Regions from separate parts of the Homo sapiens genome. Here region 1 is linked to region 2. A link is a contact called in ENCODE Hi-C data. All regions are on one chromosome and are shown on one strand. The core of a region is the stretch at or near the end of the contact, and the rest is flanking DNA. Distances in the headings are between cores, read along the strand shown. Region 1 holds the start of AVL9 (AVL9 cell migration associated). Region 2 holds the start of PDE1C (phosphodiesterase 1C).

Evidence for each region. A loop is a pair of places that touch in the nucleus more often than their neighbours do.
Region 1: a map of chondrocyte shows a loop between it and region 2 (2.2-fold over the local background). The contact joins the promoter of AVL9 here to the promoter of PDE1C in region 2. A Hi-C loop is called at or near these places in 1 of 168 maps with a recorded cell type or tissue (chondrocyte).

Annotation. Positions count from the first base shown.
Region 1 is chr7:32,493,438-32,497,434 of GRCh38, reverse strand. AVL9 (AVL9 cell migration associated) reads right to left here and starts at 1,946. Exons shown (of 16, transcript NM_015060.3): 1 at 1,633-1,946. The coding sequence starts at 1,725. It also overlaps a transcript of LSM5 not described here. RefSeq lists enhancers at 552-1,350, 1,351-2,149, 2,223-2,432 and a silencer at 1,483-2,132.
Region 2 is chr7:32,068,652-32,072,714 of GRCh38, reverse strand. PDE1C (phosphodiesterase 1C) reads left to right here and starts at 2,308. Exons shown (of 18, transcript NM_001191057.4): 1 at 2,308-2,422. The coding sequence starts at 2,322.

The DNA of each region.
Region 1 (3,997 bases), core at 697-3,196, 430 kb before region 2:
ACACCTGATGTACAGGTTATAAAGAACAGATTCTAGACCAGTCATTCTAAGACTTATGCATGTAACACACACTTTCCAAAACTTTTTTTTTCGCTCTTGTTGCCCAGGCTGGAGTGCAATGGCGTGATCTCGGCTCACAGCAACCTCTGCCTCCCGGCTTCAAGCAATTCTCGTGCCTCAGCCTCCCAAGTAGCTGGGATCACAGGCATGTGCCACCACGCGCAGCTAATTTTGTATTTTTAGTAGAGGCGGGGTTTCACCGTGTTGTCCAGGCTGGTTTCGAACTCCTCACCTCAGGTGATCCACCCGCCTCGGCCTCCCAAAGTGCTGGGATTGAGACAGGGTCTTGCTCTCTCACCCAGGCTGGAGTGCAGTGGTGGGATCAAGGGTCACTGTAGCCTCAGCCTCCTGGGCTCAAGCGATGTTCCCACCTTAGCCTACCGAGTAGCTGGGACTACAAGTGCGCTATCACATGCAACTAATTTTTTAATTTTTTTGTGGAGACAGTGTTTCCCTTTGTTATCTAAGCTGGTCTCAAACTCCTGGGCTCAAGTGAGCCTTTCATATCAGTCTCTAAAAGTGCTGGCATTCCAGGTGTGAGGATATATTTCAAAATTACGCACAAACACGATTTTTTCACTCCCATCACTTTTCTCTTATTCCCTAGAGAACTTAATTTTTGCCAATAAGTCTTCTAAAATGTTACATTTCCTGTGGAATGCAAGAAACTAAATGCTTCATTAGCTAGTGGTGGCAATTACTATTTTTAATACTTCAAAAAAGCATTTCAATTTACTGTTCACTAGCACATTATGACATCATTCCCTTCCAGTGTTTGCTTGCTCATTAAATAATCCTGTTTCTATTTTGTTCTCTTGCCTTCAATACATAGATTGCAAATATTCCATTTCAGATGCTGCATTAATGATTCAGTGAGGCTGCTGAAAAACGCCTTTATATTTGAACGGTTTGGTAATACACTTTCTCTTATTGCGGTTGATATGGAGAGATTAATCTCTCACCAAAAGGCAAAATCTGGAGAAGATGAAATAGCAAAACTAAGGACCAATGGGAAGGGGGAGGCAAAGTCAATCGACAACCGTACCTAACAGGAGAGATTCCAAGGCTTCCATCAGATAAACAAAGGAAGCTGATTTTTCTACGGAGGCTGCATGTGCTGCAAGCTACCTGAAGCATTAGTATGCAAGCCCACTGAGCCTATTACCTTGAAAGCAGAGTCCAAGCACTGAATTTTTCTAGACTCCCATTATAGGTGGACACCCAGAAAGCCAGTGGAGACAATGATGGACGGGGAAGAGAGTGGGGCCGGTCTTCGATGCTTTCCTCCCACTCCACCAAAGCAGAAGTTAAAAACCTACAACCTACACGTATCAACCAGCTCCTCCGCTGCTCAACCATTTTTCAGGGGCAGAAGGAAGAGGTTGTGGGGGCTGGGCTTCATGTGGGGCGGGTGGGAGGAGCTGCAAAAGGAGTCAGGTTGAGAGGCGAAGGGTCGCAGGCGCTGTGGGGAGGACTGCACGACGCGAGCTGAGCACACAGAAGCAGGGCAGGGGGGCCCCGGAAGGGGCGAACGCCCGAACGGCTGGGGGCGGGGGCGGGCCCTTTCCTCACCTGGCAGCCCTTCTTGTGGTGAAATCCGACCACCACGATGTGCAGTACGGGCCCCCGGGGGACGCCATCCCCGCCTCTCCTGGCCTTCTCCATGGGCGGCCGCCGCGGGCCCGCACGACGACTTCGACCGCCAAGGGCAGCGGGTCTGACGACCCCACCGTGTGCGGAAAGCCGCGGACTTCGGGTGTCAGCGAGCACAGCACATGAGGGCCGCACAGGGAGATCGGTGGAGGCAAAGCAGCTCCCGCCGCCCCCAGGGCCACGGCCGCCCTTCCCTCATCCGCTTCCGCAGCTTCCGGGCTGTCACCTGACACGGCGGCCGCCGCCGGCGAGGCAGGGCTGGGCAAGGCCGGGAGGGCCCTGACGGGGCGGGGTCTGAGAGGCCGAGGTGGAGCCTGGGGGAGCGGGGTGGGTCTAGGAGAGGAGAGATCGACTCTGTGGGGCGGGGAGGAGCGGGGGGAGGAGCGGGGGGAGGGCGGGTCCGGGTGGGACTTGACGAGGAGCGGCGGGGTGGGGCTTACGTGACCCGGGCGGCTGGGCTTGCAGAGCCTGTGGTGTCCGCGGGACCTGGAGGTGCGGCGTGGCACACCTGCTTTTTCCTCCCTGGATTCAATCTCAAAGCACTTCCTTCTCTTTTGCCTTCTCTTTTTCCTCAAAGTTTTCCCACTTCCCTCTTCTCTTCTGTTTTCCTTGCTTTTTCACATCTTTTCGGTTCACTCTCCGAGTGTCCGATTCCTTCACCTCCTTGCCTTTGCCTCTGTGGCCCCCGTCCTTATTCTTAAATATGTAGTAACATGGAGCATACTGGTGAGGTTGCGTATCTGTGTATTCAGCCTTTAAATTACTTGCTTACTCGAGAATTCTTGTTTGTTTCTTTCTAGAGTTTTTTTTTCTTCGTTTAAATATTATGTGTAGGAATCTGAGACGCATTTAAAACCTGAAACAGAATATCCTTGACAACAAAGGAAGTTTACTTGGATACGTGTAAAATGATTATTCTAGTCCTGCGATTTTATAAGAATATTCTTTTCATTCCATCTCATTTTGGGTGTAGTACTCTGGTCAATACAAAATATATGGGCTCTGTTGTCACCAGGGTTTTTTAATTCCTTTACTGATTGTACTACAATTCTTTTTTAAGCAGTGAATCTCATGTCAATTTAAAGTGCATTATAGAAAAGATTTAACAAGTCTTATCTAGGACAGTTTTCAAATAACCTAAAGGATAGGTGTCTGCTTCAAATAGAATTCGAGATTACTACAGTAACTGTGATATTTTGCACTTCTGGTCTTGAAAAGTAAGGAGCTCTGTTCTAATCTAACCATAGCTGAGAAAAACAGTAGGCTTCCTAAATCAAATTTAGTTTCTGTGATTCAGTAGAACTGTTTTAATGCTAATACTGCAGACATTTTTCAAGATGCTGCTATACATTTCTTTTCTGTATTACAAAATTATTGGCATTGGCTAAGAAAACTGTGTAAAACTATATTGCTCCCTGTATGCAGAATATATTAACTGTTTTCTTAATATATTAACTGTTTTGAGCTGTCAGCTGTGTGATGTGTTAACTATTAATATTTTCTTGATATAACCTGTCTTGATATTTTCCACAATTGGCATGGCTAAAATTACTGTCTAATTGAACACCTTTTAAAGATGTATATAAGGGCCGGGTGTGGTGGCTCACGCCTGTAATCCCAGCACTTTGGGAGGCCAAGGCAGGCAGATCACCTGAGGTCAGGAGTTCTAGACCAGCCTGGCCAACATGGTAAAACCCCCTCTCTAGTACAAAATACAAAAATTAGACCTGTAATCCCAGCTACTCGGACGGCTGAGACAGGAGAATTGCTTGAATCCGGGAGGTGGAGGTTGCAGTGAGCCAAGATTGCACCATCGCACTTCAGCCTGGGGGACAAGAGCGAGATTTCCTCTAAAAAAAAAAAAGATATATATAAAAAGAGGGTCAGGCGTGGTGGCTCATGCTGGTAATCCCAGCACTTTGGGAGGCCGATGCGGGCAGATCACTTGAGGCCAAAAGTTGGAGACCAGCCTGGGCAACATGGTGAAACCCCATCTCTGCTAAAAATGCAAAAATTAGCCAGGCATGGTGGTGTGTGTAATCCCAGCTACTAGGGAGGCTGAGGCAAGAGAATCACCCTAACCCGGGAGGTGGAGGTTGCAGTGATCTGAGATGGTGTCACTGCACTGCTCTCCAGCCCAGATGACAGAATGAGACTCCATCTCAAAAAAATAAAGAAAGGGAGAGAGAGAGAAAGAAAAAGTTAGTTACTGGGAAAATTGAGACAGAAAGTGAACAAGGGAATTTCCAGGATTTTTTTCATCTCTAAATACACAGACTGGACC
Region 2 (4,063 bases), core at 1,059-3,558:
CTACCTCATAGAATAGTCTCGAGTATTACATGAGAGTAGAACACTTAGAACAATGCTTGGGCTATGGAAAGTTTCTGACACTTGTTTGCTGTTATTATCATTATTGTACTTCCACATGGTGCCAGCAGGCTGCCCAAGGTGCACACACTAATGGAAATACCCCATTTGGGGACCATGCTGCTGTCTTCCATTCTCAAAACACGTCACTATAAAAATTTCCTCTTGTGACATTCTATTTCCCCAGGGCACTGTTTCTCTGCTGGGTGACACTGGAAGGGTAATTGGTTTTATTCAGATAGATGAACTCCATGTTAAAATATTGCTTAATGTTACCATTGCCTAGTAATAATACCTTAACTCAGTGAAAATATATGCGCCTCCATAAACCTTAAAAGGCTGCCTTTAATGGGGCGACTTCAGATTTACCTGGCAGGTGAGTAGGTAAGTCGTTTTTCATCAAACAGGTCTTTTGTCTTACCTTGAGTTACTACCTTCTCTGCTAGAATGCATGGGGCCAGCCAAGCATCCTCATCACTCTCACCTCTAAGTTCTGGAAAATGAATGCCAATTATGAAGTGGGTGAGCATTTATGATTTAGAGACCATTTTATTCCTTTGTTAAGGTCAGGTGAATGGAACTTTACTTGAGCAGTGAAGAGAAACTAGTCCTCACTTCTAAGTTTATCATGCTTTTGGGAAGCAGGTAATCATCTAATAGATAGGAAAATAATTCTGAGAGTGTGATGGAAAGAAGTATTACCTGTCATTGAGGAAAAATACTGTATAGGGCATGCCCCACCCTGAATCTCAGGAACCCTGAGAGCCAGGTTTGAAATAGCCCCTGGTGGTGGCTTCACCTAGAAGGAAGTTTGACGGACCCTTCTGTGATGTCGCTTGCAATCATCTTGGGCATGGATTCCCCCAGTCTTTGGTTCCTCTCTTCATCTGTCCTCCCTCCCTGACTCCCAACTTCATACCTGGTCCCGTTCTTCCAGAGCATTCTACCTTATTGACATTGTTCATGAACTAGGGGAACCCTGACAGTGAGTTGCAGCTTTGTGGAGCTGAAACTTTGTCACCATCCACAGCCGCCCAGCCAGCACCCAGGAGGGACCCTCTTGAGTAGCGTGTGATATTGATCTGAAGAAACTTACCTCCTCACTATTGGTATATTTTCTCCTTTTCTTCCGCACAAGAGAGAGAGATGGGGGTGGGGGGGTGAAAGGGAGGGAGGGAGGGAATGAGGGAGGAGAGAGAGCGCGAGCGAGAGAGCCCCTTTAGCAAGAAAACATCAAGAGTTTTTGAGTGTGGTGTGTGGTTCCCTTCGTCCCCATCAGTCGCTTCAATATTTCAAAATGGATCCGGTTCTGTGGCGGGTGCGAGAGTGAGGCTGTGGGGGACCTCCAGGCCCAACCTCCGCGAAGCCTCGCGGCTTCTGCGTGCCCTGGCCCCGGGAGGATAAGGATTTCCCTTCCCTCCTACTTGCGCGCGGAGCCGAGCTCTTGTTGAGGTGAGGGTTCCGGAAGCCCACGCAGCTCCGCAGGTCGGTGGTGGCCGCGGCTGCCCTGCGGGGGTGAGTGTGCCCGGCCGGGGTCGGAGCCCAGCGTGTGCCCGGCAGACGGCGGTGCCCGCGCGCCCCTCCCTCCGCGCCCGCGGTGACAGCCCAGACACCAGCCCGGGCGCTGACAGACGACTTTTCTCACTTGTCAGTTTTCTCGCTTGTCAGCAGAGCTGCTGGTAAGTGAGAGAAAACAGAGGGGCGCGAAGGCAGGCGCGGCCAGGGAGTGAGCGGGGCGCTGGGCGCGGGGCGGAGCCGGGTGCGCGGCGTCCGGGTCAGGCCCCACCGCCCGCGCCGGCTCCCGCTTTGCTCAGCCGCCGCTTTTCTCTCCCTTCTCACTTTCTCTCCTCCCCACCCAGCCCTCCTTTTCACCTCCAAACCCTTTAGCTGCGCGCTGATCGCTTCTGTGGCTTTGTTTGGGGGTAGGGGGAGAATACGAATAGACCCGAGGTGCTTTCTCTTGGAGCTGGAGTCCAATCCCAATCCCTATCTCTATCCCTATCCCTGTGCTTATCCCTGGGCATTAGCCCGGGACCATGGCTGGTTCCCGCAGCTGCCTCCGGAGCGCACCTGGGGCCATGGTTTGCCGCGATCGGAGTCCGCTCTAAGTCGGAGTCTGGGGGCGCAGAAGGGGGAGCGCGCCGAGAAAGTGCCGGGCAAACGCGCGCCGCGCCTGGCTGGGCATCGCGAGCTGGGCGAGGAGACGGGGAGGGGACAGCCCAAACTATCTCAGCTTCACCGCCAGTGGTCACCTACCTGCAGCTATGGAGTCGCCAACCAAGGAGATTGAAGAATTTGAGAGCAACTCTCTGAAATACCTGCAACCGGAACAGATCGAGAAAATCTGGCTTCGGCTCCGCGGGCTGTAAGTATACCTATTTACTTCTCCTGCCCCATTTCCCGCTCCCATCCTTATTTTACCACACAGCCGCAGTCACGACTGCTCACCCTGTTCCTGCATGGGCCTTTAAATACAACCCTAGAAGTTCCACAACTGCTGCTCTGTTAATTACAGTCACTGCTACTTTTCTTCCAACACAGAGAGGGTTGTCTTTCTGTCTTAGAATGCCTTGCTGTTCCAAGTCATGCTTTTTTGGGGGGAAGGAGAGATGTCCTTTGATGAGTCAGTTATGGTGGCCCAATACTCAATGAGGTGTTTCTGATCCTTTTTGCCCAGGGAGAAAAGTTTGAGACCCAGACAGGGACTTTTAATTGAAGGAAGAATTTTTCTCTGCAAACTGCTTGCATACACTTGGGCAGGTGGTCCAAGAACTTACCAACAGTTAAAATTCAACATGCATTCTGGCTGCTACATTTCTTTTTTCCCTCTCCTTAGCCCAGTCGAACTTCTGATATTTCCTGGGGTTCTTTTTGGTGGAGAAATGTTTACTAGAAGGAAAGGCTCTTGTGGAGAAAGGGGGGGCAGAAACGATATTGGGGTTTTCTTGCAATATTTGAACAATGAAATAGAGTGGCCAGAATTCTAGTTGCCCTGATGGATGGAGATCTCTGAATTTCATTCACTTCATTGGGTTCTGTCTGTTTTTGGGTACTGAGGAGAGGTGACCTGAAAATACATGGTATTTTCTGTAAAAATATTTCATCATCAGTGAACTGCTGGTCACTCCAGTCAGGAGCTTGAGGGATAGCTGTATATTCACAGCTTGCTCCTCAGTCACTGGGCAGGTCCCAAAGACACCTTCCATTACTACTAGATACTACTTTCATCAGTCATTTGGCATCAGATATCTAGTGTGGTTTAAAAATATGGCTTTTCTCCAAGCATATTCTCTAGACATTCTGTTTCTAACAAGGGCACTGATGGGAAAACCAGCTTCCTGCCAGTTTGTTTGTTTTGCTGCTGTTATTGTTTTTGAAAGCACACACACAAACAAAAGACAAATAAAAAATGTGTTGATCTAAGTTAGCTTGATATTCAAAGTTTCTAAGGAGAAGCATTAAGGTAGTATGTGTTTCTTTAAGGGGTCCTTATTGACAGGTGCAATTTATAAAAGCCATTCCATATATAGTCCAAGTGAGCTTCATTGCCATTGATTTCAATGGGAAACCATGCCAAATAATTTGATTTTTGACTTGTCTAGCCACCGCTAGTGGAGACTGTAAATTTATTTGGAAACCTTGTCTCTGGCTGGCAGGCTTTCCTGACAGTTTAGATGCCTGCAACGCAGCAGCTCTCGGAGTGGTGTTTACAGTAATCTCATGTTATATTTAGTGAACATTACGTCCGATTGTATTGTGCTGCACACAGAAAGTTTGTTGTGTCCACAAAGTCTGGGCCCAAAGTGTATAATGTGAAAGCGTTGTCGAGCTGGATTCCTTGCCATGCTGACTAGAGGGATTCATATCCATACACCCAGGAACTTCTTCTCTTGGACTGCTTTTCAATTTAAACCGACTCCATGGAGACATTTGGGCTAGAGACAAGTGTTTGGTCAAATCAGCAATGCTGAGGCGGGAACTTGTGTGGAAAAGCATTAGCACTTAC